Linked DNA regions of Mus musculus: region 1 is linked to region 2. The links are chromatin loops, found by intact Hi-C in ENCODE. Cell type or tissue: heart. All regions are shown on one strand. Each heading gives the region's core, and the rest is flanking DNA. Links, peaks and the distances in the headings are about the cores only. Region 1 overlaps Irf8 (interferon regulatory factor 8). Region 2 holds the start of Gm39265 (a long non-coding RNA gene).

Region 1 (16,034 bases), core at 3,808-11,807, 55 kb after region 2:
ATCTCTGGGTGTTTGATAAAAACCCAGCCTAGCAAACTTACCTTCAGTATATGGGCCATAAATGCCTGGTATAAAATGCACCCGGTGGGGTTCAGATAGAAGGAAGAAGCCAAAGTCTGGCGCTTGTCCTTCACAAGCCAGTGTTTACAACCCCTCCACCACCCACCACTTCTCCCTTTTTGACTTGGCAGATCAGATGACCCGGCCATGAGAAGCAAGGGCTGAGCCTTTCCCAAACCTTCCAGCAGCTGCTGGTCAAAACCAGCGAGGACGCTCACTACTCCCGTTTCCTTAATTCAGCATTTTAAGAAAAGGTTGCAGTGTGCTCGGCTGCCCTGGGTCATGGTGTCTGTCCCCTTTCCCATAGGCAAGCTGGGCGTGGCACCTGCAGGCTGCATGAGCGAAGTTCCTGAGATGGAGTGTGGCCGCTCAGAGATTGAGGAGCTGATCAAGGAAGTGAGTGGAGGGGGTCTCAGGCGTCTTCCAGGGAGGATGGGACATTGCTTCTAACCCTCAGAGGCACTGAGAGCCTCAGGCTCTGCAGGGAAGTGAGGGACACCCCAGCTACCTCCCCAGGCCAGCCTCCCTTTACTGGTCAGGCCCTGCCCATCCAAGCATAGTTAAACCCATTGAATAGCAGCTTTGAAGGTCTCCATGGAGTCTTAGCCTTGTTTCTTAGCCAAGCTTCATATGGAGGTCTCCATCGCTTCTGGTCATCCCGTCGGCCCTCATGGTAACTAGATGGCTTGCTTTTCAAGACACAGGTTTTATTCCTGAGTGTGTTATAAGATTGGATGACTGAGGCCCGTAGGATCCACTAAAGGTGGTGGGGACCAGCCTGTGGCTCAGCGCTCACCTATCGTGTACGACAGTTCCCAGCAGCATACACAAAACACACATCTTAGAATAATCCCCCATCACATGCATGGTTGGCAGCCTGGAACTGAAGGCTCAGTGGGCTCCGTTTAAGTTAAACAGATGGCTTTTTTGTGTGTCTGTTTTTAGCCTTTATATTGTGTCTGTACAAGGTGGGGTTTCCATAGCTGAAACAACCCTTTAAGCTTATATAAGCAAGATGAGGTCTCTTTAGACGGCAGCTGGCCCAGACCCTGTCACCTCAGCTACTCAGGAGGCGGAGGCAGGAGGGGTTAAGACCTGCTTGAGCTGCAGAATGAATTCAAGGTAGAAAACTTCACGAGACCCTGCCTTGAAATCAAAAGGGGAAAAAGGCTGGCAATGACATAGCTCCGTGGTAGAGCGCTCGCCTCGCGTGCACAAAGTCCCGGTTTCCATCCCCAGCTCAGTGACATCATAAAAATAAAACCAAGACTGTTGTTAGCAACGACACATCAGCTGTGTGGTCTGCAGCATTCTGTGGAGCACTGCAGCCGGCCAGCATCACCTTCCCAAGCTGCCCAGCTCTGCGGCACATGGCCGTTGTGATGTTCTGGGTGGTCTTGGTTCTGTGTCTCCCCCACCCCCACCTTGTCTTGTTTTCGGTATAAGCCTTTACTGCCAACTTGCCTGAGCCAGTAGATGGTGATGATGTCACACCAGGGTCACAAGCAAAGGAGGTTTCAGGACGTCTCCTAATTGGACCCATCCACCACTGAAGGCCCGAGAGCCCTGTGGCTCTCTGAGTGAGATTCTCAGCACAGTAGAATTGGCTTGGTGTCACCCCAGAGGGTTGCCCCAGAACTGGGCTATGTCTCCCAGCATCTGAAGGCCAGTGAACTCTTTCATAGCCAAGGCTAGTCAGGATGCCAGCCCAGTGGGTTTGTAGCTTAGGGTCTGATGAATTGCAAAGGGAAGCTCTGCTTTTCTCTCATGAGATAAAAGTTGTGGATTTAGTTGTGTGTCTGATATTGGGTTTTACAAACATGGGGTCAGGTGAGTGCTGTGCTGGTGACCCGGGACTCAACTGCTCTTTTCTGTCACCTGGGTCTACAGCCTTCTGTGGATGAGTACATGGGTATGACCAAGAGGAGCCCATCCCCACCAGAGGCCTGCAGGAGCCAGATCCTCCCTGACTGGTGGGTCCAGCAGCCCAGTGCAGGTGAGTGTGGCTGTCCGGCACTAGCAACCACTAGGCTCTTTATGTTAGGGTAGGAGGTGCTTGCCACTGCTAGGATCCATGTCCTGTGGAAGGGTCATGAGTCACAGCCGGGGACCGAGACAGCCAAGCTGCAGCCTCTCAGGCAGGCACAAAGGTCTTGGTAGTCATGCATGGTCAGTCCCCTCCTGTAGTCCCCGGAAGCTGAGAGGAGCCTGCCAACATCCCCAAGCCTCAAGGGAGGTCCCAGCTCTCAGCCACCTGTCTCTTCCTGGCTCACTGTCAGGGCAGCCCCAGAGCCAGAGAGAGCCAGGGCGTTAGGAGCGGGAGGGGAGCTCAGTCAGGAATAGGCGTTAGTTTGGAACCACTTTGGGCAGTTTTCATGTCTTGGTGGTGCCTCTTGTTTGCTCATCCATAAAATGGGCCACCAGGACCTGCCTGGTAGGATCCACAAGTTAAATAAAGGATTCACCCCTTTGATAGTATCTGGGAGGTACACCCATGCTGTAGCTACTTAGAGGGTCATTCACCTGGGCCCCTACCTCAGTGTGTGAGCAACTTTTATGGCTCACAGACATCTTGGTTTCCTCTTTTGCCTCTCTCCTGCTAAGACAGGAACTGCTGGGAGGTCTTAACTGGCCTTGCAGGACTGTGAGGTTTCCAGGCTGTGGGTGTTAGTGTCCTGCAAGGGGCCTTGCGCTGCAGGGGTGTGTCTTTGGCAAAACTGCCTGGGACTCCAGCTTCCTTGTGAGACAAGTCCCCAACCATTGTGTATGGTCCTTGGGGTAGCAAGGAAGCTTAGCACAAGGACAGGAACCTGTAGTGCAGAGGAAGTCCCCTCCATCATGGTAGGTTTCTGTGTCTCACGTAGAGTGAGGTCTGCCCACTAATGTTGACACCAGCAGTGTCAGCCTCTCATCTATAGCTCAGGGATACTTGGGTCCTCCCTGCACCAGCCCAGCAAGGCATATCCTTTCTTTTCTCTGCTTACAGGCCTGCCACTGGTGACCGGATATGCCGCCTATGACACACACCATTCAGGTACCAGGGTACTCTGGGAGAGCATGGCACAGGCTCTGCTTGAAAATAGCCCCATGATGTAGATGGGGTCATGAGGTCCCACAGACAAGTGTGGCCTAGGGGTAGGCTCCAGAGACTGATTCTTCTTCCTCGTTCTGTGTGGTTTGGGAGCAGTTATAGTCATCCAAGAGTGTCCTCAGGGACAGCTCTGCAGCCGGGAATGTAGGTTGCTGGACTGCCTTGGCCTCGCGTGGTGGGATCTGACCTCTTGGGGCGTCAGGTTCATCATGTGTGAAATGCTGTACTATTCCTAACACGGTCTAGTAGGGACACAGCTGGCCAGTGTCTCCCATGTAGGGTCTGTCACCTCCTCTCACTTCCAACTCTGTAGCAAGAGTCCTAGAGATGGTTGTACTGATATACTGATGGTGCTGAGGCTGGTGCAGATGTTGGTGGTGCTGATGGTGCTGATGTAGATGATACTGATAGTGCAGATGTTGATGGTGCTGAATGGCTATGATGCTGCAGATGCTGCTGATGCTGGTATGGATGCTGATGGTGATGATGTGGTTGCATCAGTGCTGTCTATAGAAGTTGGACCTGGTTCCTCCTCCCAGCCCCCATGCTCCCAGACTCAAGATAATATTTACAGATACCTGTATGAAGCTAGGCTCTTCTCTGACTAGATCATAACCTAAAATAACCCATTTATTTTAATCTACATTCTGCCACGTGGCTGGTTACCTGTGCTCAGGGACCATGTGTCCCTCTCATCACAACTTCCCGGGAGAATCTCCCGCACTTCGCCCTATCCCAGAATTTTCTCTCCCTCCGGGATGTCTCTCTTCCTATTTCCTGCCTAAGCCATAGGCCGTCAGATTGACTGTTTCCAGGAACAATGTCCATACAGATGTATGAAGTTCCCTCTACAGCTGCCTTAATGAGTGAAATGATTCTTTCTCCTGGAGCACTGTAGATGAAGAGCGAGCCTTCATCTGAATTCTCCCCTCCCTCCCGCTCCCTCCCCACCTGCGGTCTTCTGGCTGTCTCCTCTGCGGTCTGTGTTATTTTGTCTCTCTGTTGTGTGTGTCTGATGTCTGTCTGTCCCTGACAAAGTGCTTTGCTCTGTATTTATGGAACAGCACAATAGGTACAGTATGGGAAAGGACTAAGGGATTATCTTTTTATAGAGATCTGGAGTTTTTTTTCAAGTTAAGACGTTACTTTGCTGACCCCGGCTGACTGAGAATAGCGTGCGGCCCTGCAGACATGCTATTGATTTATATCCTCGTGTGCCTTCCAACTCTTAGGGGATATTTCTTTTGATTATGGTTGCTTTTAACCTATTGGCTGTTTTCAGCGAACGATTACCATAGTGTGTACAATGTATGCATGCACACACACACACACACACACACACACACACACTACTCTGGTCATAGGCACGGAAGGGTATATAATTTGAGATTTAAGCTATGCATTTAGCTTGTGTTTTAAAAGCTGATTGAGAATCTGGGAAACTGAGGCGACATAAGGTTGGTTGCATGGGTCTTTCAAAGGCAGGTTAAACGGGCCGAGAACACAGTATGGAGGCAGAGCAAGGACGTAATTTTAAATGGTCTCAAGGCCAATGGTTAACCTGGTTGCAGAGCCTGACAAAAGTTCAGTTGCTGAAGGCAAGAGGTGTTTCTGGAAAAAAGCTATTTCTATAGGTGACGGCGCTCCTGATGGTGGTGATGGTGGTGGTGGTGCTGCTGCTGAGACTGATGGTGCTGGTGATGATGATGGTGGTGGTGATGTTGAGGATCCTGATGGTGGTGGCGATCATGGTACTGATGGTGATAACGCTGGCAACCATGGTCATGGTGCTGATAGTGATGGCTGGTGTTTGTAGTGTGATTTTGGGTGCCAGAGTCAAGGGTGACATTCTTGTGGGCTCTTGTCTCTTTCCCATGCTATTAACCTCCTCTAGGTTATGAAGACAGGTCGTTTCCCATTTCAAGGCCCTGGGCAGTGTGACTGATGGGTCTCAGAGTGGGGATCTGCCATCCTCACTGCTGCTCGCTGTGAGGCAGGTGGCATCTCTGTGCCGTCCTGCGAGCCACCGTGCTGCCTGGTTTCAGGACAGGCTCGGTGGGGCTCAGGGAGAAGCCCTGGGAGCTGTCACGAAGGTAGAGGCAGGTGCTCACCAAGTAAGAAAAACACAAATAGACGTTCGCCCCTCTCTCTAGTGCTGGCCTGTCCATGTGTTGGGGTCCTTTTAGATCTGGCTGTGGATGGCGAGCTTAGCTTGTACAGCTTCCACAAGCATTTGTCTTCTCGACTGCCCTCAAGGCTTCTGTAACCCACTCAGGAGGCCCGGGGTCACGGGCTGAGCCTTTGGCCTTGTCAGCCCCGGGCTGTGGCCCTGAGAATCTGCTGACCAATGCATTCTGGGGCCACACTGGCCGGGCCAGACCTGGGGCCTTCTGAGTGAGAGGTAAAGGCAGGCTGTGGGGAGGAAGTGCCCTTGAGCCTTGCACAGCTGCCTCAGCACAAGTGAGGGAAGCGAGGTGCCCTCAGCCACAGCTGGGAGCTCTTCTTCCAGAACCCAGGCCACATGCCCCGTCTCTGTAGATACGCTGCAGCCGGGCTTCCTGACTGCAGAGATGACCTGGGGTGAGATGGGTGAGGCAGGGGGACCACAGGGAGTAAGGGAGACCATGGCACTGTGCAGAGCCTTGACTCTGAGGTCTAACCCATGGTAGCTGCCTCCCTGTGGTAAGCAGTGTTATAGGTCTTGAGACCAGGCTAGGATAGACTTCCTATTTATCAGAAAAACCCAGACCTCTGGCTTTTAAATTTTATTTTATTCATTGATTTATTGATTTATTTTTAGAACAATCTTGAGAGATGTGTAGCTCGAGATGGTCATGAAGTCACAATCCTCCTGCCTCGGCCTCGAGTGCTCTGGCATGAGGCACCCCTCTCTGTATTTGCCACCCACGCCAAGGCTTTCTCAGAGGTGCTCTGCTGTCAGACCTCTTGAGGCTGCCAATTTGTTCCCAGCCTGTGTGCATCTAAGGAATGGGTCAAACAGCAAGGCTTTTTTTGGTGTGTCAGCACTTCAGGGTGAGGCAGAGCCAGCCTGCTGTGGAGAAAAATGCCAGGCTCCCCCAGCAGACAGCTGGAGTGGCAGGGCTTGCCCTTTCACCTCTTCAGCCTGCAAAATGGCTGCGGTGACCAGCGATGTACCACAGGGGCCAGATGTATGGATATGCCCAACCCCCGCAGAACCAGGGATTTCAGTACGTAGTCTCAGGGGTCTCACCTGTGGACCATATTTTGTCCCGTTTCCCTGGCTCCTGTGGTCTCACAAGAGACCCCCCCACAAAGCTGGCGCTCTTGTCATCGCTACCTTGCTGATGAAGAGCAGGCACAGAGAGGTGGAGCCGCTTGCCTCAAGTCACACAGCTGTGAGGAAGCAGTGCTAGAATTCAGTACGAAGGCGATGCAGATGGCGATGCTGATGATGCTGATAGCGATTTTAACGGTGGGCCTGGGAGTGAATGTGGGGCGAGCTGCTGGTGTCACCCACACAGGCCCACCCAGGCAGTGGTGCAGTTGGTGACTGCACAGCTTTAGGACACCATGAGTTTGGGGAGCTATCAACTTGTGTGGCTCCAGAGAGAAGCCTGGATTGGCCTGAGGTGGCGAGGCGAAGCTTAGGATGCACAAGGCTGCCGACAGTGGAGAATTCAGTTTATAGCAGTTACAAAGCTTCTCCAACAACAAGCCTCTAGCTCTGGGCTCCTGGTGTCCGAGCTTCCCTCCCAGGAGTCCCGCCTCTATGATTCCCTCCCTGGAGCCCCGCCTCCACACTAGCTGTTAGTCAGGGGCCGCTGGGCCCTCTGCCTTGTGTTTTTCTCATCTTTCCACTTTGTAACCTTATCTGGAATCCGGTTGTCCTTGCCTGCAAGAGGACGTCAGTACCTTCAGTACCGCCTGCTAGACAGGAAGCCAGAGGCCGGAAGAAAAGGAAAGTCAACGAAAGCCAAATACTGGGTTGGCACGTTTCCAGCCTCAGGGTTCAAGTTCAAAGTCTCCCTCCCACCCAAAAAAGATCGTTGGGATTATTATGGTCGGTTGGTGCCAGACTGAAGCTTTTCTCTCTTTTTAAAACTTTTTTGTTTTTTGTTTTGTTTTTGTTTTTCGATTGATGGGTTTACGTTGTGGCACTGGGGATGAAGCCTAGGACTTGAGTGCGTGAGGGAGCGCTTCCCCTCCGACCTGCACCCCAGCTCCTGAGGTGACAGAGAGAAGGGTTGGCTAGGATGTAGCCTATGGTCACAGCTCCTGCCTGTGCTGCTCATAGGTGGAGAGAAGGCTTCTAGGTCTTTCTGGAGGACAGGCTGTGTGTAGGATTGTACAGAGGCTTTCGATCTGAGTCCAGGTCACAGTGTTTGTGATAATGTTGATACCTTCACAGGTGGGTTTCTTCCCATCTCTAATGGGGGCTACCGAGTGCAGGGTGACTCGGGAACCAGAGCCATAGGCAGCTCATGAGAATTACATTGGCATGCTTGTATGTCTTGAGCTTGGTACAGGCCTTCCTAGATCTCTCTGTGTTTGCGCATGTGCATGCACATGTGCACATGTATGCATGAATGCATGTTCACACCTGTGCTCATGTGTGTGGAGATGTGTGTGTATATGAATATGTGTTCATATGTGTGTAGGTTCATGTGTATGTGAATGCGTGTTCACACGTATGTACACGTGGAAGCCAGAGGCAAGTCTCAGGTATCATTTCTTGGGCATTGCCCGTCTTATTTTTTGAGACAGGGTCTCCTGCTGGCTTGGATCTGACCAACTAGGTGAGACTGGCTGGCCAGCCAGCCTCCGGGGTCAGCCTTTCTCTGCCTCTCATGGGCTGAGATTACCAGCAAACAGCACTTGGAATGAGGAATAGACTCTGAGCCTTTAGGGGAGGCACTGGGGCTCCCCATCTTCTAGGCCTGATGGCCCTGTGCTCTTGGCTCCCACAGCTTTCTCCCAGATGGTCATCAGCTTCTACTACGGGGGCAAGCTGGTGGGCCAGGCCACCACCACCTGCCTTGAAGGCTGCCGTCTCTCCCTGAGCCAGCCGGGGCTGCCTAAGTTGTATGGGCCGGATGGCCTGGAACCCGTGTGCTTTCCGACGGCCGACACCATCCCCAGTGAGCGGCAGAGGCAGGTGACCCGGAAGCTGTTTGGGCACCTGGAACGTGGCGTGCTACTGCACAGCAACCGCAAGGGCGTGTTCGTGAAGCGGCTGTGCCAGGGCCGCGTGTTCTGCAGCGGCAACGCGGTGGTGTGCAAGGGCAGGCCCAACAAGCTGGAGCGGGACGAGGTGGTGCAGGTCTTTGACACCAACCAGTTCATCCGAGGTCAGTACCAAGTCACCTCGCTGCCACCCACTGTCCCTGCCTTAGAGGTCACACCCACCTCCTTCCTTGTGCCTCCTGTATCATGGGCCAAGTGCACTCTTGCATGGCTTTGGCAGTGGTATAGCTGGGGGAACCCTTGGAAGCCTAGCCTGCCTGTGCTTTCTGAGCGCCTGGGCAACCCTTTCCTCACCTCCCCCTCGGTATAAGGACAGCAGAGTTGGAGCCTTTCCTTTTGGAGTTGACGAAGCTGATGGTTGTTCCTAGCCTGGGAACGGCTTAGCAATGCAGACTCCAGGGCCTCAGCCTGCCCAGGCTCGGCTTCTTTACCCTGACAGGGTCCCTAGGGGATGTGGCATGATTTAGTGGGCAGGAGGATCATGGAGAGAGAGTTCCAGGCCAGCCTGCACTGCACAGTGAGATCCTGTCTCCCCAAAACAAATCCAGACCAACAAAAAGTTCCCCAAATCGCCTAGCAGTATTCGGGAGTGACAAATCCCATGGGTCCTTGGTTGGCTTCTAGCTAAGCAGCCTTGTATCCTAGGCCCCTTTCCTTGGCTGTTGGGGGATCTGTGACTTCCTTCCAAGTTCTGTACCCCAGCCCTGGGCCCTGGCTACACACAGCTCAGCGGTTCACTGGTGTCTGTGTTCTTCCAGAGCTGCAGCAATTCTACGCCACCCAGAGCCGCCTACCTGACAGCAGGGTGGTCCTGTGCTTCGGGGAGGAGTTTCCGGACACTGTGCCCTTGCGCTCCAAACTCATTCTGGTGCAGGTGAGAGCCGGCAGCAGTGTCTGCCTGTGCCCAGGGTGAGAAGAGACAGCAAGGACTGGGGGCTCCACCTGGGCAGAGGTCGGGGACTAGATCATACGTGGCTCTTGTCACCTCTGTGATGGCTTCCCACGTTGGGACTCTCTTCATTTGTGTTTCCTTCTTCCCCTCTCTGCTTGCTCCTACTTTCCCTCCCTCTGTTCTCCTGTTCCTCCCTCTTCAGGAAATTTCTGCTTGTCCAGTGGCCCTAAGATCTAAGTGACAGATCACGGTCTATTTGACTATGGTCTGAACGGTGGCACTCTTGTAGATGTAATGGTGACAGTCTGAGGAGCAGCCAGCCTGGTTGGAGCAGTTCTGGGAGAACACTCTTAGCCATGTGCAGGAACGCTGCCCACCTGGCTCCATCTTGTCTCGGAGGGGATTGGAGGACCTGTGGTGGAGGATGGCCCCAGTTCCCCTCCACCTTGATTCTGACTTTGCACATGGCCCTTGCAGGTAGAGCAGCTGTATGCCAGGCAGCTGGTGGAGGAAGCGGGCAAGAGCTGCGGTGCTGGCTCCCTGATGCCAGCCCTGGAGGAGCCCCAGCCGGACCAGGCTTTCCGCATGTTTCCGGATATCTGTACCTCACACCAGAGACCCTTTTTTAGAGAAAATCAACAGATCACCGTCTAAGCCTCAGTCCGGGCACCCCACCTCGCCTGAGCTCAAGCTTCAAGAGTCTGTGACTAAGAGAATTCCGAAAGGATGTGGAGCCCTCTGACTGGGGTGGGCGGGTGTCCTCCAAGGGGCCTCCGGAAGCCCACAGAGGGATGCGCTCCTGCTCAGGCAGGTGTCAGAAGCTTGCAGGGGCTGTGGCCGCAACCTGTGATTAAAGCATTCCTTTCCTGCGTTTCCCCCTTCACCACTAATGGCTGGCCTTTCTGTGTGCTGAGGTCTTTCGACAGTTCAAATCATCTGGTGGCAGCAGACTCGCCTTTGCCCTTCTGCGGCCGAGGGCGGAGATTTATGACTTTCTCTGCTTGGTTGGAGAAGAAGAATCTTTACTATTCAGCTTCTTTTCTTTTTGGCCAGAACTCTGAAAAAAAAAAAAACTCTTTTTAAGACAATATTTGTATTCTCACAGGCTCAGCTGTCAATCACTTGAGACCTTCCCTGTAAAGTGGGGCAGATTTTAAATATGGGTGTAGATACTGCTTGCAGCCTTCGCAGGAATTTTGGTTGTGGTTCATTGATTCACACAGACTCTGTGTCAGCTGACAGGGCTGTGTGGGGCATCAAAGGAGGACCAGGCACTGTGGAGAAGACCCATTCACTGGCATCTCACCCTTCCTTGTCCAGCTCCATACCCAGTCCTAAGACCCAGTGAAAAGCCACGTCCAAACTGTGCTCTGGGCTCATCAGTGCCCACCCACGTACCAGGGAAAGGCACACACCCTACCCAGTGGGCACAGAGCGGAATGTCCCCCTACCGCACCATTTGCGCCCCCAATCTGGCTGTCCAACCTAGTTTGTAAGTAATCTAAATCAGTGACTATAGCCCCGCCTAAGGGACACTTCCCGGAGGAGGGAGCCGCTGAAAAGGAGTTAGTTTGAGGGTCAGTACACAACAGGGGCAGAAAGCCAAGCAGATGTGGGGGCAGGGAGAGTCATCATCTGCTTTTGTCTGAGAGAAGGAGAGCTTCTCCGTTTGTTCAACTTTGTAACAAGCTGGGTTACATGCTCCACGCAGCTAGAGAAGCCTAGGTGCTCTGCATTCCCTGGGGAACTGCAGGAAAGCCTTACCTGCTGACTGTTGCTCTGGGGAAAAGCCTGAGGGTCCAGAGCAGCTACAAGCTACAGGCCATACCTTACAACCTGAAAAGCTAAGGACCACGGTGACCTTCCCGGCTACTGTGTGAAGGTGCTGGGTGGGGCCTGCTCAACAGACAGGGTCGACAGAGTGTGTGATACATGCAAACAGAATCCTTGGAGTGTGTGATACATGCAAACAGAATCCTGGGCCCCTGCTTCTCCCCCTCAGTCAAAGCAGGAGTGTCCCTTCCGAAGCCAGGACAACCTGTTCACAAGGCCCCTTGTCACATGTCACCTTCCACCTGCCTCAAGGAGTGCTAGTGTCCAAATATTTATTTTTGTATTCTCTTAAGAAGTATTGATTTCATCCTTTATTAAAAAAAGTTGCTCTTTCACAAAAGTAATGTTTGTTTCTTTTTTTAAAAAATCACTTTTGAATATAGTTTTCATTAGATTCCAGGATTTTTTTTTCTTTTTAAATTTTGATGTTAAAAAACGAGACCAGAGGTCTGGAGAGATGGCTCAGTGGTTAAGAGCACTGACTGCTCTTCCAGAGGTCCTGAGTTTAATTCCCAGCAACCACATGGTGGCTCACAACCATCTGTAATGGGATCTGATGCCCTCTTCTGGGATGTCTGAAGACAGCGACGGTGTACTTATCTACATAAAGTAAATTTATTTTTAAAAAGTCTTTAAAAAAAATGAGACCAGATCTGACTCTGCAGCCCAGGCTTTGAACTCATTGCAATCTTCCTGCCTCAGCCTCCTTAGCAAGGGGAGGAGAGGTGTGAGTCACTGTGAATCCTTAAAGGAATCTTTAAAATAAATCTTTAATTTACTTTTAAGAAATAATGGATTGAGATTTTCAAGGATTTAGGGATTTTTTTTTCTTCTCTTAAGACAATAGCAGAAAGCTCTGGAGAATAACAGACACAGGAGAGCACAGAGGGCGGGCAATCCACGCTGTTCTACCAGATGTAGATTAGGGTTTCAGTGAGCCCAGGCCTCGTGCAGCATGGGAGGGCATGGAGGAAGGAGACTATGCTGACAGCACCCTTCTGGAAGCTTCTAGAAGCATTAGTGGGACGGTCACCAGTCATAGCGCTGAGGTGTGATCTTCCATTCGTGCACACATACTTATGCCAGACACCGGCTCAGAATGACCCTCACTGGTGCTATAACCAGCCCAGGGGCCATTTCAGTAGCAACTGGGAACAAAGGCCCTCCCCACCCCCACACCGCAGGTGGGCACAGACTGCTAGTTCTGCTGTCTCTGAGGCAGTGTGCACTGTCTCTGCTCTCATGGGATCTCAGAGACAGGGCCAGTTAGTCCCAGCTTACCCATGTGGAAAGTGCGGGAGAGGGCCATGTTTGGCTTGAGTGAGGCCTCCCTTGTTCCGGGAGTGCAGTTAGAGCTTCTGCAAGATCCTTGGCCCAGAGGACAGCTGACTGCAGAGCAAAGTAAAGCAGCCATTTCTGCAGGGAGTCCCGTTGGCTTCAGAGGGCTCCAACGGGGGTCTTGTGTATAAACAGCTCCTCTCTGGATGTGCAAAGTGAATCCAGTCCTGTTTGTGTCTCTCAGAGTTCAACCTCTGGGCCAAGAGTGGATGCTGTCTCCCTGAAGTGCGGGAGGGAATTTGGCATCTCTGAAGGCTGGGGCCTCCTGGGACAGGACTTGGGTCCTCAAAGGAATGTGACTTTCTCTGGGTGGAGACTGTTTGGTCCTGAAGGAAAGGCCAGCTACCTAACCACCACTCTTGGGATCATATAAAACCCTTATTAGGTTAGTGTGTGTTAACATGACTCTGAGTGGCTACTTAGTTCCCTAATGTCTGCAAGGTCCACCTGAGCAGAACAAACTTTCTGCTTCCCTTCATACCAGTCACAGAAGACAAGGACCCTAGAGACATCGAGGGAAGAGCAGGGTGGGGTGAGGCAAGTGCCCTGGGGTGCCTGCTGTGTGAGGTATTGGCTGGGCCGGTGAAAGACAAGGGTTGATTGTGTGGCCAGAGGACAGGCTAGGGTTCCACTCATCATGCTTCTGTCTCCCATTTCCCTCACCATCGAGAGGGATTTGATACCACACACAAAGAGGCTTAACAGGCCCGAAGAGCACAGAGCAGAGCCTGCCGCTCAGAAAATACCCAAAATAACCGTATTTCTGTTTACCACTCATCTGTAATTAAGCCAGGAGTGATTAGAGAGCTGAACTATAAATATTAAATAGTCCTTGCTGACACGCTACAACGCCAATGGTTAAGTAAGTGTGTGTGTGTGTGTGTGTGTGTGTGTGTGTCAATCAACTATGTCAATAATGTAATTGTTAATAGGGTGTGGTGGTGCACTCCTGTAAGCCAAGCATTCCAGAAGCTGAGGCAGGAGGATGGTGAGTTCCAGACCATGCTGGGCTACACAGTGAAACACTGTCTCAAGAAACCAAGCTGCAACAATAGTGGAATTAGCACTCAATTGTTTGGAGTGATAAAGAAACGTATGACTGTGCAGAGTTATATGTTTTCCCTTTATTTATGGACACCGATTTAATTGAATATGATATTAATGTGGTCATTTCTGAGCCTTCCATTGTAAACAGTAATGAATTTATTAAACTTCTCTCATTAGGTTCCTTACACAGAGTCTGTGCTAGCCTAGTGGAAGGGCTGCCTTGCTGACTCCCCGATCCTGGCTTCCCTTCCGGACCAGAGCCTGGAGTTCTGTAGCTTTCTCTTTTACTATTATTATTTTGTTTGTTTGTTTCTGAGAAAGAATCTTAATCTATATTCCAGGCTGACCTCAAACTTGGTTTTGATGCTCACGGCAGGTGGTGGGACAGGCCAGTGAGGCGTTGCCTGTGATCCACCCACCGGGAGCCCTGTGATGGGAAGAAGGGATCAGTGGTTGGCTCAGGGCTTCGGAGAGACTTGAGATCCCCTCATGAAGGTGATCCCATGTTGCTTTAGGCAGTCCTACGGACTCGCACATCCTGCAGGAGGAGTCGCTGTGAGCATCCCTTAGAGGACATCAAAATAGTGTGCTTTTGGTTTAGCCTTTCCTATGCGGTGGGAGGGGAAGGGGCGGGAGAGGGAAGGAAGGGCAGAATCTGGGCTCTAGGATCCCTTGTGGTGAGGTTTGGGGAAGGGAATAGGCTTTCGTGGATGCTGCCCGGTGAGCAGGGTCCTCCTGTCCTGCCCCCCCATCCCGTTAGCATGTGCAAGTGGAGGACTGAGCTCTGAGTGACCCTGGCTTGGAGCTGTGTTGCAGATTGGGACTGAACTCAATATATGTTGGCATTATGGGTCATACCTTTGTGCTGAGGGCTATCCCTACTATCCCCTACTTTGTGCTGAGGGCTATCCCTACTATCCCCTACTTTGCTTTTGTCTGAAGTATATAGAAAAAAAACTTAAAAAATTGCCCAAACCCCAAAAGGGACATGGGAGGTATCCCCTTAGCAGGTCCTTAGCCAGCTTTGGGGGAGAAAAACCAGTGTCTCAGCCACCCTGGATCCCCTTTTCCTTCCTGTCCGTGGCTTCTGCAAGGGTCTCTCAGCCTCTAGTGCCATGAGCGGGGCATTGGTCAATGCAGGGTAGAGATCCCGAGGCCAGAATAAAGTGACTCTTGCCAAGGCCTCTGAGAACAAGTCAAACATCTGATGATGGGAGAGTCTTCTTGATTATCCATGCAAGCCAGTGTCACAGGGTTGAGTCAGAACTATGAAGAAGGGACACGTGGGTCAGAGCCAGAGAAGACACGTGACACGGCAGGACAGGATTTAGTTGGGCTGAGATGACTCTTGAAGCTGAGGACTGGCAGGGAAACACAGGAGGTTCTAGAAGGAACCACCACCCCAATCTGTAGTCCTGACCTTGGGGACTGTCAGGGAACGGGTGTGTGCTGTTTTTAAGTCACTGCTACAGCACTGTCCACAGCCATAGGACAGTGACACAGAATGTTGACCTTCAGAGGAGAAACCCAGGACTCCCGGGATGGGAGTTAGGGATCCTGGGTTGGATGGCGGGTCACATCATCCCCTTTTCTCCGGACTCAACTTCCTCCCAGCTGTCTCTCTTTCATCAGCATCCTGTCCTTCTCACATGGGAGCCACACTGCCCCCCAGTACTTGGGGACACTGGGGTGGAAACCCCAAGGTTGAAAATAGCCCTGTATTATTCTTGGTTAAGTTTCTGCTCTTTCCCCGAGGCAGCCGGCTGAGAAAGCCACTTCCTTCTGCCAGCCTGCCGTCCATACTGGCATCTGTCTTCTGTCCTGCTGGGCTTTCAGCCACCTGGGGCTGGCCCAGAGGTGGGCTTCTGTGGAAAGATTTTCCCTGTGTTCCTGCCCTGACTGTGGCAGAAGTTTTGGAGCAGAGCGGAGCGGAGAGGGAGGGGGCTGCTGCCTGCTTTGGTCTTCTTGTTCTAGGGTCTTTCTTATTGTCAAGTTTGAGGCCATGTTTCCTTTCTCAGGGTGTGAGCTCCGACCACGATGGTGTCACAGCCAAGAACTTGTTTCCACTCAAAACCACGGGCCGGGCCGGCAAAGACCTTTTTAAAGAAAATTCTTACCCCCCCCCCCCCCCCCCGTTTCTCAAGCTTGACCTTAAAGGACCGGTTGCCACTGAGAGATGTAAATGACGCCATAGGACACAGATCGCCTTAGGTGTGGGAGGAGAATGACACTTTTAAAGAGGGGCTTCCCGAAGGCAAAGCTTCAGATGATGGCTTGTCTCGCTCACCACAGAGCAGGCCAGAGATGTTTGTCCAGTGAAATGGATGTGGATGTGTAAGCGAGGAGCCGCTGGGTCTGATGGGACTTGAAGGTTCTAGAACATATGGTCACCCTCTCTGCTAAGTGTGACCCATGTGCTGATCCCTTGAAATCATTCTCCAGGTGGATTACAGTGCCTCGAGTGTCTTCTGGACTAGAAGACAACCCGGTGGGGACAGCGATCCATTCCAGCATGCTGGATTCTACCCACGATCCTGAGTGGCCCCA
Region 2 (16,034 bases), core at 4,874-12,873:
CATTAATGATGGAAAATGGTCTACAGCCTGATCTTGTTCTTGTGGAGGCATTTTCTTTCTTTCTTCCACCTCTTCCTCCTCTTCCTCTTCTTCCTCCTCTTCCTCTTCCTCCTCTTCCTCCTCTTCCTCTTCCTCCTCTCCCTCCTCTCCCTCCTCTCTCCCCTCTCCCTCCTCTCCCCCCTCTCCCTCCTCTCCCCCCTCTCCCCCCTCTCCCTCCTCTCCCCCCTCTCCCCCCTCTCCCTCCTCTCCCTCCTCTCCCTCCTCTTCCTCCTCCTCCTCTTTTTTCTCAAGATTTATTTATTATTATATGTAAGTACACTGTAGCTGTCTTCAGACACACCAGAAGAGGTCATCAGATCTCATCAGGGCTGGTTGTGAGCCACCATGTGGTTGCTGGGAATTGAACTCAGGACCTTCGGAAGAGCAGTCAGTGCTCTTAACCGCTGAACCATCTCTGCAGCCCAGTGGAGGCATTTTCTCAATCACGTTTTCCTCCTCTTGCACGACTACAGGTTGCATCAAGTTGACATAGATCTAGCCGGCATGGGACCTCCTTCAGGGCTGACAAACCCATTTTGGTCCCCAGCAAATATAGACTTTGAGTGGGCCATCAGGTGGACAACTTCCTGGGTGGTGTCTATTGAGTCCATCTTTGAGACTGAATCCTGAAGTGGGAGTGGTGTGAGGAGAGACACTAGTCTCTGCTGTGGGAAGCTGTCCTCTCTTCCTCTGCTACTCCTGAAGCCTAACAACACGTCCTTCTCTGTAATGGAGCCTGGGTATGGTGTTTGGATATGGCCCCCTTGGAAGGTGAGGTAGCCTTTAAACCGTAGATTATTAACACTGAGTCAGGAGAGCAGTTAGCAGTCTGCTGTCAAACAGCTCTGTTCAGACACGAAGCAGTCTAGACCCTGTACCCATGGGGACATGTGGATCTGGGGGAAAGAGAAAGCCAGACCCTTCTGAGCCCCCTTGGCAGTAGAAGGCACATGTTCAGAGACAGGAGGCAGCTGCAAGCTCACCTAACCAGACCTCTACTGACGGATTTCTGGGAGATCACTTGGGACGTGCTGAGTTCTGATGACTGGCTTTCTTGGAGAAAGCCCTGGATGCCTAGGGCTGTTGCTGTGGTGTCTGTCAACCTTCACTCCGTGGCTGACTGACTTCCTACCAACGTCATGCTGCTGCTGGCTCAGAGGCAGAGATGGACACAGTGTTAATTATCACCTCCCAAGGGGCCATATCCAAACACCATACCCAGGCCCCAGTACAGTGCTGGATGGGTATATTAGGGTTCTCTAGAAAAACAGAACTGATAGAACACACACACACACACACACACACATATATATATGAGATGTTATTATATTTATGTCAATATATTATATACTATAATATCCCAATATCATATTACATATTATATGATATATATGTGTGTTGTGTGTGTATATATATATATATATATATATATATATATATGTATATATATATTTTTTTTTTAGAGAGGCTTACAGGCTATGGTCCAGATAGTTCAACAATGGCTGTCTACCAATGGGAAGTCCAAGAATCTGGCCCACAAGGCTGGCTGTCTCAATTGGTCTTCAGTATACATTTGGATCTCAAAGAGGTAGACCCTCATGCCAGAAAAGGCAGAGCTAGCGCAAGCAGGCAAAGAACAGGTGCTTCCCTCTTCCACGCCCTTTACGTAGGCAGCCACAAAGGTATGGCCCAGATCTAGAGCAGATCTTATCACCTAAAAAGAGCCCATTAAAGCTGGGTCTTCCCACTTCAAAAGATCTAATTAAGAAAAAATCTCCTAGCTGGGCAGTGCTGGTGCAGGCCCTTAAGCCAAATGCTCAGGAGGCAGAGGCAGGTGGATCTCTGAGTTCGAGGCCAGCCTGGTCTATAGAGTGAGTTCCAGGACAGCAAAGGGTGCACAGAGAAAACTCTGTGCCGAGTCTCCCTCTGCTCCCCTCTGAAAAGAAAAGAAAAATCATTTAGTCAAAATAAGAACTGCTTTGAGATTTCATCTCAGACCTCTCAGCATGGCACTTATCCATGGAGAAGTGGGGCAAGGGGAGCACTCACCCATGGAGATGTGGGGCAAGGGGAGCACTCACCCATGGAGAAGTGGGGCAAGGGGAGCACTCACCCATGGAGGAGTGGGGCAAGGGGAGCACTCACCCATGCAGAAGTGGAGTAAGGAGAACACTCATCCATGGAGGAGTGGGACAAGGGGAGCACTCACCCATGGAGAAGTGGGGCAAGGGGAGCACTCACCCATGGAGATGTGGGGCAAGGGGAGCACTCACCCATGGAGAAGTGGGGCAAGGGGAGCACTCACCCATGGAGATGTGGGGCAAGGGGAGCACTCATCCATGGAGAAGTGGGGCAAGGGGAACACTCATCCATGGAGAAGTGGGGCAAGGGGAGCACTCATCCATTGAGAAGTGGGGCAAGGGGAGCACTCATCCATTGCTGGTGGAAATGAAAACTTGTACAGCCACAGTGGAAATCAATATGGAAATTCCTGGGGAAGACGGGAGTTGATCTACCTCAGGAGCTGGCTGTACCACTCTTGGGCATGTATCCAAAGGATGCTTCATCCTACCACAGAGACACTTGCTCAACCATGTTTCATTGCTGCTTTAGTCGGAATAGCCAGAAATCAGAAACCACCTAGATGGCCCTTGGTACATTTACTCAATGGAGTGTTACTCAGCTGTTAACAAAAAAATGAAATCATAGCCAGGTGGTGGTGAAATCATAGCCAGGTGGTGGTGGCGGCGGCGGCGCACGCTTTTAAGTTCCAGCAACTGGGGAGGCAGAGGCAGGTGGATCTCTGAGTTTGAGGCCAGCCTGGTCTACAGAGTGAGTTCCAGGACAGCCAGGGCTACACAGAGAAACCCTGTCTCCAAAACAAACAAAAATAAAAACCACCCCATGTGAGGTATCTCAGATCCAGAAAAGAGAAACATAGTGCGCATTTTCTTATATGTGGATAGTAGCTGTGAGGTCGATGATAATCAAACTGGGTGTGACCTCATAGCCTTGGGCAGTTCTTGAGCCACACAGTTACACAATCTCACAGCCACACAATCTCACAGCCGCACAACTCACACTCAGCTGCACCATTCAAGCAGACAGGGTCATCTTGACCAGTTCTGTGGAAACTTGTCATTCGCTTTGGGTACATGGATCTACTGGCTCTTCTTGATTCTGGGAATGAGAGAACCATTCCCTCTGGCTTCTAGATGCCAATCGAGGGCAGTTGTGGCATCTCCTTTGTAGGGGCAGTGGCCTCAGGCCTGGGGGGAGAACTCCTCTTGGTGTTCTCGGCTGGCCTGTCCCAGCATCCTGCTATCTGTCACTTGATCAGCACTTGCCACCCCATGACACCCCGGTAATCTGTTTCCAATCCTCAAAAATTCTCCTGTCCAAGGCTTCTGGTTTCTGACAGAAGGTCCCCGTGTCCCCATCTCATTGGGGACATCAGTAAGCCACTCTCCAGGCTGCCCAGCACAGGGCACTGCTGTCTGGCTTCCACTTTGACCTTTGATCTTCTGCAGTGCTGCCGCCTGGAGACTTGTGCATGCTAGCTAAACACTCCACTGCTGAGCCCCGGGCCACATCCTCAGCCACAAGTCTGGGCCTTTTGGGTAGGAACACCTAGTCCTCCTCCTTTCAAGGACACCCATGTCAGTTTCTGTCTGTCCCTTTGTCTTTCTCCACCCTGGAGATGTCTCTGCACCATTCTTTTTTTTTTTTTTTAATTGGGTATTTATTTCATTTACATTTCCAATGCTATCCCAAAAGTCCTCCACACGCTCCCCCTCCCCACTCCCCCCCCCCCACTTCTTGGCCCTTGCATTCCCCTGTACTGAGGCATATAAAGTTTGCACGACCAATGGGCCTCTCTTTCCACTGATGGCTGACTAGGCCATCTTCTGATTCATATGCAGCTAGAGACACGAGCTCCGGGAGGTTATTGGTTAGTTCATATTGTTGTTCCACCTATAGGATTGCAGATCCCTTCAGCTCCTTGGGTACTTTCTCTAGTTCCTCCATTGGGGGCTCTGTGATCCAACCAATAGATGACTGTGAGCATCCACTTCTGTGTTTGCCAGGCCCCGGCATAGTCTCACAAGAGACAGCCATATCTGGGTCCTTTCAGCAAAATCTTGCTAGTGTATGCAATGGTGTCAGCGTTTGGAAGCTGATTATGGGATGGATCCCTGGATATGGCAGTCTCTAGATGGTCCATCCTTTCGTCTCAGCTCCAAACTTTGTCTCTGTAGTCTCTACACCATTCTTAGACTGTTGGCAGCCACACAGCCGTGCACAGACCGGTGTCTGCTTTCAAGCGTGCTCCTGGGCGGCGCCTCTCTCTGCTTCTGAACTTTATGACTTTGACCCTATACTCTATAGTTTCTGGGCCAAGAACACTGTCCTCCAACGCCACCGCAAAGGCAGCTGCTGGGAGGGGCTGGGCTAACAAGCGCCTTCACAGCGAGGCTACCCCTCACGCCAAGGCTCTTCATCTCTTTCCCCAGAGTGGAGCAGAGCCGGGCTGTCTTATCTCCCACTGTTTATGTGTCTGTGTGTTTTGGAGGGTCAGGCACAGTTTAACTCCTGTAGTGTTGGGGAGATGGATAGACTGTTGGGGGCTCTGGCTTGTGTATGGAGCCTGCACCCAGCTACTGACCTTGCCTGACAGGATTAAGAGGCAGTTCGCTGCAGTCTCTGAAGGTTTCCTGCCAGCGATGACAAAGTGCCGCCAGCGGAGTTCACAGGGCTTCGTTTTGTTGGAACGTTTACCTTCCAAGAGTAAGTTCCAAGGAGCCTTGTCTCTCAAGGATAGTTACTTATGGGACACGCCCACTGCAGACTCCGCCCACTACAGACTCCGCCCACTGCACTTTGCGTGGCAGGCAGCAGACTTGCAAACCCGGATAAGAAGTGTGGATGTCCTCCTGCCTGGCAGAGTGTTTGCCCCACTCAAAAACAGTGAGCCCAGGATACCTTTCTACCCTGAAGGAGCCTGGGTTCAAGGTCTGAGATGAGGAATAGATCCTGTGGGCAGTTTCTCAATTTCCACAGATGCACCGTGGTCCATTTTTCTCTTCCTTTTGGGCCTGGCCTGCAGACTCTCTGTCAAGGAGAAGATCTGTGTTCTCTTAGGCACATATATTCATATACTCCAAGCTGACAGGTGACCCCTGCTGTCCCTCCGTGAGCTCACCTGCTCCTCTTTCCATAAGTACTTCCCACAACCATCCTATACCTGCACACCCCCACAGTGCCAGATGCACCCAAAGAGGGAAGGCTCTGGTGGGCTTCAACTCTCTCAGGAAATTCCCTCCTAGGACAGGATGCATTCCCTCATGTGTAACCACAGAGTCTAAGCGAACAGTTGGTGGCGTCTCCTTCATGTTCTGAACTCAGGTGCCGCCATAAGGAATGAGATCAGCCTGTCTCACCTAGACCGGGGCCAGACACTCAAGATGCCTCACACCAACTCTGGTACAATTGTGGAAGCCATCATCTTCATCTTTACAGGTATGATGACAGTAGAAAACCCTGCCAGATCATGAGTTTCCTGCTCACAATTATGGATACTATATAAATTACCTGTCAGCTTCTATGTGCAAGGTGTACACAGAGCAAGGGAATCTTGTGTTTACACTTGGACCGTGTCCTTACATTGGCCAATGGTGATTTAGTCGGAGTGGCATATGGGGCTGCTATAGACACAGTGTGCTGTGGGCTCAGCTCCAGGTCTTTGCCAGCTTCCCTGGGAACATCACAGCAGGTAGACAGCAGACCCCGCCTGAGTTTCATGTGGATAACCCACAGGCCAAGGGCAACAAACGTCTCTACAAGAAGCCACTTGACCTGCAAGACTAGAGAGGAGTCCCTAGAATGAATTCTACCAAAAGACACTCACTCCTATTGTATGTGTGTGTTGTATATGTTGTGCACACACGTTCATGTGTGTAGTGTATGTCATGTACACATGCTCACACATGTATACTGTTGTTACATGTTCATTATGTGCGCAAACCAGAGTCAACGTCAGATGTCTTTCTCTGTTGTTTTCTACAGTCCTCTCTTAAGACAAGGTTTCTCTCTAAACCTGACGCTCACTGATTGTCTAGACTGGCTGGTGAACTCCATCGGTCTGCTCGTCTCTGCCTCCCCGGCACCAGGATTACAGCCATGTGTTGCCACACCTGGCTTTTTAATGTTTGCTAGGGATCTGCACCCAGGTCCTCATGCTTGCACAGAAAGCACTTTACTAAGCTACCTCTACAGCCCAGGTTGTGTCTGCTTATTACGATGTTAAAAGGTAAACCTGGTGGGCACAAGGTGCGTGCATGCTTGTAGACACAGCCAGACAGAAGGCAGAGGAGAATGCTTGGGGCCTAAAGCTGCAGTCCGGCTTGGATAACAACGGCCTGTTGCCAACCCAACCCAACCCAAACTCAACCTAAGCTACTCGCCACACCCCCATAGTGCCTACCTCATCATCGCTGGTTTAAGACAGGAAAGCCTGTCATCTGGGTGCAGTGAGCATCAACTTGGGAAGCAGAAATTCAGTGGCTGCAAGTCTTCATGTGACTGCAGGCTTGCTCAATTAAACCTCAGTGACGGTGGGCATGCCCCCTACCTCTCAACCCACTTTCCCAAGGAGCATGCAGGTACAAGAGATGAGCCTAAGTGGCTCAGACTCTTCCCTGTCTGCCCCTCCTTCCCCTCAGTGAGGTTTGGGGGAGGATCACACTGAGAAGTGTGGCTTCAGGCTCACTTTATCCCTAACAGCTCTGCTTATTTGAGGTCCTTATGAAGCAGTAAGCTCTCTACTACTCAAAGCGTCCGAGAAGGCTTCCAGGCATCTTTGAGAGAGTGTTTGCTTGTGTAAGGCACAAGACCAGCTCAGCATCTGACAGACAGCCACACATCTGTCACCTGCTCTCAGAATGGAGCACAGCAGGCTCTCCCGTTCACTGACATCCTCCACAGCTGCGTCTGCACTCAGAATCCAGCAGCTGTGACAGAGAGGGGACGGGCTGCAAAGCCTTACTCGCCACGCTCCTGGTCCTTCTAGGGTTAAAGGGTTGGACGGCTGTCCAGATGGATTTCGTCACTTAGATTGGGGTCTGGATGTGGCCAACAACTTCCATCTGCTTCATCTGTGACAATACTACATTAGATCAACAGGAAACATTATTTTCCCAGGAAACAATGTATTACATAGTTACCATGTAAAATAATGTTTTACATAGTTACCATGGAAATAGTGGCAAAGCTTGGTAGGGTGAGGGCCACACCAGTTCCATCATGAAACCCTATGAAGACAGGCTCAGCTCCAATCTCAGTCAGAGCTCCACAGAAAGGAGCCAAGTGCGGTGTCAGCGTGAGAATGCTCCATGCCAGAACTGGTGGAAACAGGATTTTTTTTTTTTTGAGATAGGGTCTCTCTATGCAACTCAGGCTATCCATGTAAACCAGGCTGGCCTTGAACTCACAGAGCTAAAGAGTGCCGGGCACCACACTCCTGCCAAAGCATGAATTTTCAACCCATGAAGTGCAGAGCAGAAGAGAGAAAAACAAAGCGACAGTTAGATGTGTAGAGACGCTCCAGACACCGCAGACCAAAATGCCTGGCAAGCAGCCAGAGGGCGAGCCAGCCGGGGGAGAAGAGCTGTTGCCACAGTGCTGGATGCTGAGGGCCACAGAAGAGCATCGCTAGAGAGACAGAAGAAGGAAAGCGCCATGCTAGACCGGGACCCTACTCAGTTACTGCTCAAGAGGAACAGAGGAAGGGACACAGGCACAGGAGCTGCTCTGCGGAGGACAGCGAGCAAGTGCCACAGAGAGCTGCAAGCAGGGAGGAGGCCTAGTCCTTAAGTTCAAGTCCCATCTTCATCCACCAGATACACTGTCCTGGTGGGACACACCCACTGAACACCCAGACACCCCACAAGAGTTTCTGCAGCGCTGGGAAGCTGGGTTGGTGGTGTCAGGGCTGGGAGATGGTTGGTGGCGTAGGTGTGGAACTCTTACTGAAGCCAGGCTCCTTTATCATCCCAGACTTAGGGAACAAAGCGGGTGGAATCTGCCTGGTTGTTCTCTCACCACTTGACAGGGCAGAGTTTTTTTTTTTTTTTTTTTTTTTTTTTAATAAGAAATAACCTTTTCAGCAAATCCTGCATACTCTTTAACCTCTCGTTCCCCCCGCCCCCCCTCCCCACCCCCCCATAGTTGTGACATGTCTACATGAAATCAGCCACAGGAAGGAAGCCTGCTGGAGAAGCTATTTTCTGAGCATCTCTTTATAGCCCTGATTGCACAACGCTGATACACGGAGGCCGGACTCTCAGCTCAGGCCCTTGGTGGCAGCTATAACTCAAGAATCAAATGTCTCAGAAAGCACAAGAACCATGTGCATGAAGAGAGTCCAAGATAATATTCATACACACACACACACACACACACACACACACACACACACACACACACATGCCTGTACACTGTGTGCATGCAGTACCCATAGAGGCCAGAAGAGGGCACCAGGGGCCCCTGGAACTGGAGTTAAAGATGGTTGTGAGCCTCCATGGAGGATGCTGGGAATTAAACCCAGGTCTTTTGCAAGAGCAGCAAGTGCCCTTAACCACTGAGTCACCTCTCCAGCCTCCCAAACATTTACTTTAAAGAAAGAGACAGAACTGAGAATCTAACTGGGAAGCCAGCCTGAGTGAGGGCGAGCCAATGGGACCCTCCAGAGAGCAAGTTGTGAGCTTAGAAAAGGCCTGGAAAACACACTGTGATCTACTCACAGCAGCTACCAGTATCCTGGGATGGCTGCTCTAAAATGCCCACTTTCAGATATTCACAGCAAAGCCATTGCTGCCATAGGCAGCAAAGAACGGACAGCCACAAGTAGCCCCTCTGAGTTCCCAACACTAACACAGGTGCCAGGCAGACATGCTGCCTGCTCACCCATCAAGCCTCTGTAAACATAGTGGAGTTTGCATAATTGTTCTGTGCTTGGAAGTCCATCTTGTCTTCTTGCTGGCTGCTTCCCAGCTGTGGGGACTCATCCGGCAGCCATGGTAACTTTCCTGCGGTGCCGTTTCCAGCAGGAAATAAGATGAGCCATAACCGACCAGCTGGGTCTCCTTGACTTTTCTTCTTATCCACAACCTCCCATCTCCTCCTCTCTACAGTCTCCTCTTGTGGTCCTGTGGTGGTGCTGAAGAGGGCGGCGTCCAGGCTGCCATTTTTCCTCTGTGGACATGTTAGGATCTAGAAAGCTTGTTCTGAGCAAAGATGTGACAGTTCTTGGGTGCCAGGGAGACTGGCCTCATGGATAAGCAACTTTTACCTATAGAGGCTCTGGCAACTTCCTGAGGTGTGGTGTAGCTGGCCTTTGGCAGTTTTTGTTTTTTTCTTCTTACCCTTTATCCCCCCTAGTTTCACACTAGATAGAAGAGAAACAAGGAGAGAGGAGAGAGAGGAATTAGGAAAATCCCTGAATCTAATTGTTTTCCTTTTGTTTCTTCTATGACCACAGCCACTAACAAATCACAACTAACCTCCCTGAACAACCAACACCAACCACGCTGCCTCTTAGGGCCCTAGCATTTATGTATCCTCTGAAAAGTTTCCAGAATTCCAAATGTCACACTGTTACAAAAATTATCTGCAGCTGGCAAAGCCATGCTTCCGCTGGAGCAGGAGGCAGATCACAGTCAGCTGCTGTGGACAGTCTGAAGCCACCCACATCCCACACGTGGGATTAAAACCAAAGCACAGTCGTGTGATAGTTCTGTGCTTGGTTGTTGTTGTTTTTAAAGAAACCCAGCCCGGCAGTGGTGGCGCAGGCCTTTAATCCCAGCACTTGGGAGGCAGAGGCAGGCAGATTTCTGAGTTTGATGCCAGTCTGCTCTACAGAGTGAGTTCCAGGACAGCCAGGGCTACACAGGAAAACCCTGTCTCGAAAAACCAAAAAAAAAAAAAAAAAAAAAAAAGAAAGAAAGAAAGAAAAAAGAAAACCAAATTCCAGAATTCTCAAAAATGTCACCACAGTGTGGCTTTGCTTGGAAAAAAAGAAAAGGTCTTCAGAGATCAAGGAGCTGGAAATGAGATCATTCTTGGTGACTGTCTGGGCCCTGGGTCCAACGGAAATCCCTTGCAAGCCCCAGAAGAGACAGACACAGGAAGAGGCCATGAGGTTAGAGTGATATTGTCAGGCTGAGGAGTAGTGTCAGTCATTGGAATTGGAAGGAGATGAATCTCTCCTTCCTTCCCAGAGTCCCCAGAGGGAACTGTGCCTTGCAGCTGGACTTCTGGTTTTCAGAACTGAGATAGGGGATTCTTGCTGGAGCTAAAGTGCCCCAGCCATGGCCACGGCACTGCTGTAGTGGCCAGGGATGGACAGCAGGAACCCAAAGGCAAGCATTGTGTGTAGGTGCCTGGTTCCCACGCTCACAGTGTCCGTGCGGTGGCAGGTTAGCTCCAGGGCTGGGTTCCTATTCCCTCTCTGACCTTTACAGGGCATGGACACAGGGTCTTCTCTTAGCTTAGTAACCTCCATCATGGCTACTAGCAATCTGGCCATCTGATGATCCTCAGTGGGGAACAGTGGCTGGACACAGCGGGGACAAGGGACCTTCTTTCTCATCTTAGACTTCCGGAAACCACAGGAAGGCTTCTCCCCAGGAGGAAGCCAGAGTCCCCTGGGACTGAGGAGTATGTGACTTCCTGTGTGTCTGAGGAAGAGGATGCCTGCCTTCAAACTGTCTCAGAAGGCAAGGTGAGCCAATCTAGACTTCTTTCGCTAGAGTTCTCGGGAAAAGCACTTAACCAAGTGAGGTCTGGCACAAGCTTTGTCTGCACCAAGCAAGCCTTTTAGGAAAATCTGTACGTTAGCTCCAGGGTAGAAATGGGACCAAATCAGCAGAAACTCTCAAGTAACGGGACCAAGCCAGAAGCTAATCAACACAGGGTACCTCAGGAATATTATGAAGGACACAGCAGCCTTGTGACTGATAGCTGTAGCTCCCCCTAAGACCTAGGTCCCAAGTCCCAGGCCATTACCAGCTCTGCCAAGCATGTTAAAGGTTCCAGGGAAGAGGTGTTCCATACATCAGGGCCTCAGGGGAAGCCTTGGATCCGCCCACCCCTCAACACTGCCTTACCATTGAGTCAGCAACACAGTTTCTTTCTCCTCTGCTCTCTTGACCTGAGCCTTTCCACCTCTTAATAAAACCCAGGTGAGGACACTGAAGTCTTCTGCATCCGCTGGGGTAACCTCCCGTCTCAGAATCAGGCACTTCACCATGTCTGCGTCCCTCTTGTCACCAGCTCCTCTTTCCCCTGCTCGGTTGTCCCTGGCCTTTACAGGTGACACGATCTGTCACCTAGTGTGTGCTGGTGACTCAGATCCTCTGCTTTATAATCCACTTGATTTTAGCTGCCGTATTCTCAGAGGCGAACGTTGGCTTCTTCCTCTGACTAGAAGTCTTTTCTCCATTCTTTGCATTCCCAGCCTGTACACACATCTGCCCATGCAGCAAGGATACAACAACAGACCCCAGGCTGCCATTATTATTATTAGTAGTATTTTTAATCTTCTCAGGTAACAAACACCATTACATAAGCACCTGGCTTCTTCATGTGTCATCATGCAATGAGACAAGCCAGGCCAGCAGATTGAGGGCAGTTGTTGTGGAGGTGGGAGCGGATCCACGGGCCATCCAGAGCATTCCCAATGTACTTTAAAAAAAAAAAAAAGAAGAAGCAAGCAAGCAAGCAAACAAGCAAGAAAGCAACATCAAAACCAACCAACCAAACAAGCAACCAGTGTGTCATTATGTAGCCCAGCCCAACGTCAAACTTAAACTTAGTAATCCTCCTGCCTCAGCCTCCTCAGTGTACCTTCAGTTTTAATATGACTTAAGGGAGTCCTTAGCAGGCTGTGTTGGGCAGGAGGGAGTGGGTGTAATGTCTCGAGGCTTGTTTAGACCCCATTTTAATCTAGGGCCCACCATTCACAGGCAGCGCTCTCCACAGAAGCCTTCCCTCATAGAAGCCGCACGAGCAACTACCGCATCTTCACCATGAGGGTGAGTGGGGGGCAGCTGAGGATCCCAGCCCTCGGCCGACTTAGTCTGGTTTTAATAGATCCACTGAGACAGAAACACAGTAACAAGCTAGGTGTAATTAAGTCCCATCAGGTTTAGGGGGTCTGCCTTCTTGTTCTGCCTTCCCTCCGAAAACAGGCGTGGGGAAGAACCAGGCTCTGAGTTTCTGCCAGGGCCACGTGCTGATCCTCACAGGTGTGTCCTCTAGGCTTTGTGGGCGTGGGCGGCGTTTGTGACTCAGACCGCCTGAGGGACTCCCCCACTGTTTCCTGCTATGACAGGTGGCATTGGTAGGAAGTGGCATCTCGGGTTCTGGATCCTTTGCTGTCAGGTTCTCTTGTATCCCACGGTTTCATTCCTGGGAATCTCCATTATCTGGGGCTTTTAGCGGAGCCCCTGGAGTGCTTTAGGTGTGAACAGGGAGGGGCAAGGGGCGAGCTGTAGCTTAGTTTCCCTCTGCGCTGTGATGAAGCAATCAGGACCACAAGCAACCCAGGGAGGAAAGGGCTGGTTCCATCTCACCACGGCAGTTCATGGTTCATCACGGAGGGAAGTCAGTCAGACACTCAGGCAGGAGCAGAAACCTCGGAGGCCGATAGGGTTGCTGCTGGCTCATGCTTAACTGGCTTCCTTTTACAGGCTAGGAATACTACCCAGGGAAGGTACCCGGCTAGTGGACTGGGCCTTCTCACGTCAATCATTGCCTAGGGGGGTTACCTTGGCCAGTGGGCTGGGCCTTCTCACGTCAATCACTAGTCAAGACAACCTCTCACAGCCTTGGCCACAGGCTAACCTTCTGTCTGGATAATGACAGCTCTAGACTGGATCAAGTTGACAGCTATATCGAACCAAGACCTGCAGGAAGGTGGCTGGACAGGCCTCTGGTTGGCGAAAGGACAGGCAGGTGGCCCCAGCTCTGTCGGCGAAGCCGCTCCTCAGAACCCTGTGGTGGCATATCTCACGTGGGACAGCTCTGAGCAGCTTTTTCCCTCTGGGTCTCTGATATATCAGAATTGGGGACAACTACACTTTAAAGAGGTTCACTATTGGGAAGTGTATGTGTGTGTGTGTGTGTGTGTGTGTGTGTGTGTGTGTGTAAGACTTGGGGAGACTAGAATAAAAAAAAAGAAAGGGTTTAAACATTTTTTTTTTTTTAAAGCAGAATAGTTAAGGGAATTCTGACACTCACTGGCTATTGGCATTTGTGGGAAAACCAGCAGACGGGTCTCTCGGCTGGCCAAGTCTTTTCTAAGGTTGAGCGTTGACTCCCCAGCCACGATGTCTGCCAAGTCCACGTGACTGTTCACTGCTCTCTTCTAGCCCATGGTTTGTGGGGTACTGCTCCCCTCAACGTTGCCTTGGCGGAGCAATCCACCAGGCAACCTCAGAAGGCAAAGGATGAAGATCAACGTCCACATGAGGGCTCTCAGCGACAGGCCTCAGGGCAGGGCTGCCCATTGCTAGCACAGCCTGGAAATTACATGCTGACAGGTGGCTGAGAGCCACCTTCTCTTCTCTTCTCTTCTCTTCTCTTCTCTTCTCTTCTCTTCTCTTCTCTTCTCTTCTCTTCTCTTCTCTTCTCTTCTCTTCTTTTAAAAAGAAAGTACACTGTAGCTGTCCTCAGATACTCCAGAAGAGGGCATCAGATTTCGTTACAGATGGTTGTGAGCCACCGTGTGGTTGCTGGGATTTGAACTCGGGACCTTCGGAAGAGTAGTTGGCATCCTTAGCCACTGAGCCATCTTGCCAGCCCCCACCCAATACTTTTCTGAGCATGGCCAAAACCCTTTAAGAAGAGTAACAGAGAGTCTCAGCTGATGTCCTAGGAGAGCAACTGTGGTCAGGACAGAGCTGTCGGGGATGGGGTGGGAGGGAGGGAAGGTTTAAGGAAAAACGCTTGAAAATGCTGCAGTGGCCACAGAAACAGAAACCTTCCTTCCCTCCAGCTCTCGTTGTGATCTCAGTGGCTGGAAAGTCAGAGGTTTTGTGTATGTTGTTTAGGATGCTGACTTTATTTAGGTATAATCCATGTGATAAAATTCACCAATTTTAAATGTACAATTTGGTGAGTCTTGGCAAATGTATGGAGTTGTCTGTTCACCTATCTGGCATGACAGACTATCTCTAAATGATTGCTAAGTTCCTTGTCCCTCTGGGGGGGGGTCACCTCTCCCTTTAGTTCCTTCTCCCTGGTAACCTTTGATTTGCTGTTATTCTTGTCAGGACATACATTTATGTATGTATGTATGTATGTGTGTGTGCTTTGCCTGCATGTACATCTATGAATACCATGTGTGGCTGATGTTCTCAGAGGCCAGCAGGGAACTGGCATCCCTGAAACTGGAATTACAAAAGGTTATGAGGGGGCCACTTGGATTCTGGGAATCGAACCTGGGACCTCGGGAAGAGCAGCCAATACTCTTAAATCACTGAGCCATCTCTCCAGCACCCTGGCCATGTCTTTAAATAACTGCATGTAAAGAGGACCTGAAGTGTATAGTCTTCTAGGTCCTGCCTTTTGCTATTTTGAAGACAGTTAGTTGCCTGTGCTGCTGCTGCTGCTGCTGTTGCTGCTGCTGCTGCTGCTGCTGCGGCCGCTTGCATCCATAGCTGGTTCTTTCGCTGCTCCACGAGCTGCTCATCCACCCACTTAGCAGCCAATGGACATTTGTTATAAATGTTTGTCACAGACATCAATTCGGCCATCAGCAGTTTCCTCCGTTGTGTGCTTGGGGGAATACCGGTTGACGCAATGGTTGGCTGGTGCAGAGGACTCACTTTCCAGGGAACTGGGAACTGTCTGCAAAGTTTCAAGGGCTATTTTGTACTCCGGCTAGCTAGCCCTTGGTGTCATTAACATTTACATTTTAATAAGGTCAATGACCTTATAGAGCTGCTTCTTAATTTAATTAGTAATTGCCTAGTGACCAATCATCTGGGAGAGGGAGGACTGGGGAGGCTTGAGTCAGGACCTCAGGAGAGGCGAGTTAAGTGCTCTCCCGCTGGCTCTATCGCCAGCTGACTCGTGCTTTTATGGCCTCATTCATCTTCTTGAGAAGGCCAGGTTGGCTTGAGCCTCTCCTGGTCCTTAGCCTCTTGAATGCTGGGATCACACACAGGGACCACAAACCCAGTGTAAAATCTACTTGGATGAAGGGTCTTTTCAGGTCACTATTAGGCTATTTTGAAAATGAAGTTGTTGGGCTTGGAGAGATGGCTCAGCGGTTAAGAGCACTGACTGCTGCTCTTCCAGAGGTCCTGAGTTCAATTCCCAGCAACCCCATGGTGGCTCCCAACCATCTGTAATGGGTATCTGATGCTACCTTCTGGTGTCTCTGAAGACAGCAACAGTATAGCCATATACATTAAATAAATAAAATAAAATAAGTAAATAAAAGAAAATGAAGTTGTTCCTTGGTTTTGACTTAGCTATTTTTTTTAAAATAATGTTCTGCATTTGCTCTTCTCATCAGTTCTCTCCAGTCTTTTCTGCAGGTGTCCCCCTGCCTCACTTTCTCCAAAGCACACTTTTAGGTAGAGGCTTGACTTCCTCCAGCTGCCTCACCTCAGGGCAGCTCGCCTCAGGGCTGGGGAGCGAGCCTTGAGCGGAGAACTCAGGTCAGCTCTCCTTCCCACAGTCCCCCGCGGCATCCATATGGTTGCGCATGCCCAAGTTCAAGGGTCCCATTCCTGCGGGACTCAGACACAGTGCGAGCTTGACTCACTATGGAGGATCGTTAGGGCTTCCCGGTGATGCACTGTGGCTGAAATGTCGGAGAGGCAGGGAAACGGGTAATCAAACCGGAAGCAGAACAACTAGCAGAGAATTCGGGGTCGCTTAGAACCCTGTTTTTGGTGAGGCTTGATGTGAGAAATACCGCTCTC

The links. A loop is a pair of places that touch in the nucleus more often than their neighbours do. Peaks named below come from ENCODE experiments on the same cell type or tissue, not always from the same donor. Only the 100,000 strongest peaks of a DNase experiment are listed, where the experiment ranks them.
Region 1: a loop joins it to region 2, with 2.5 times the contacts of the local background. A loop is called at or near these places in 2 of 42 quality-filtered maps.

What each region holds. Positions count from the first base shown.
Region 1 is chr8:120,745,253-120,761,286 of GRCm38, forward strand. Irf8 (interferon regulatory factor 8) reads left to right here. Exons shown (of 9, transcript NM_008320.4): 4 at 368-456; 5 at 1,951-2,056; 6 at 3,047-3,094; 7 at 8,101-8,481; 8 at 9,136-9,251; 9 at 9,747-11,442. The coding sequence ends at 9,923. Among named protein-coding and RNA genes, the nearest start is that of Gm39266, 17 kb to the right of the region's middle. In heart, for the core only: no CTCF peak of the experiment used is centred there; DNase peaks (open chromatin) are centred at 5,629, 6,319 and 6,959; H3K4me3 peaks cover 421 bases; H3K27ac peaks cover 2,800 bases; H3K27me3 peaks cover 1,755 bases.
Region 2 is chr8:120,689,535-120,705,568 of GRCm38, forward strand. It overlaps Gm39265 (a long non-coding RNA gene), which reads right to left and starts at 11,346. Exons shown (of 3, transcript XR_879259.2): 1 at 11,205-11,346. In heart, for the core only: a CTCF peak has its summit at 8,576 (motif pointing right); DNase peaks (open chromatin) are centred at 7,057, 7,547, 8,367, 10,717 and 6 weaker places; H3K4me3 peaks cover 111 bases; H3K27ac peaks cover 1,363 bases; H3K27me3 peaks cover 1,490 bases.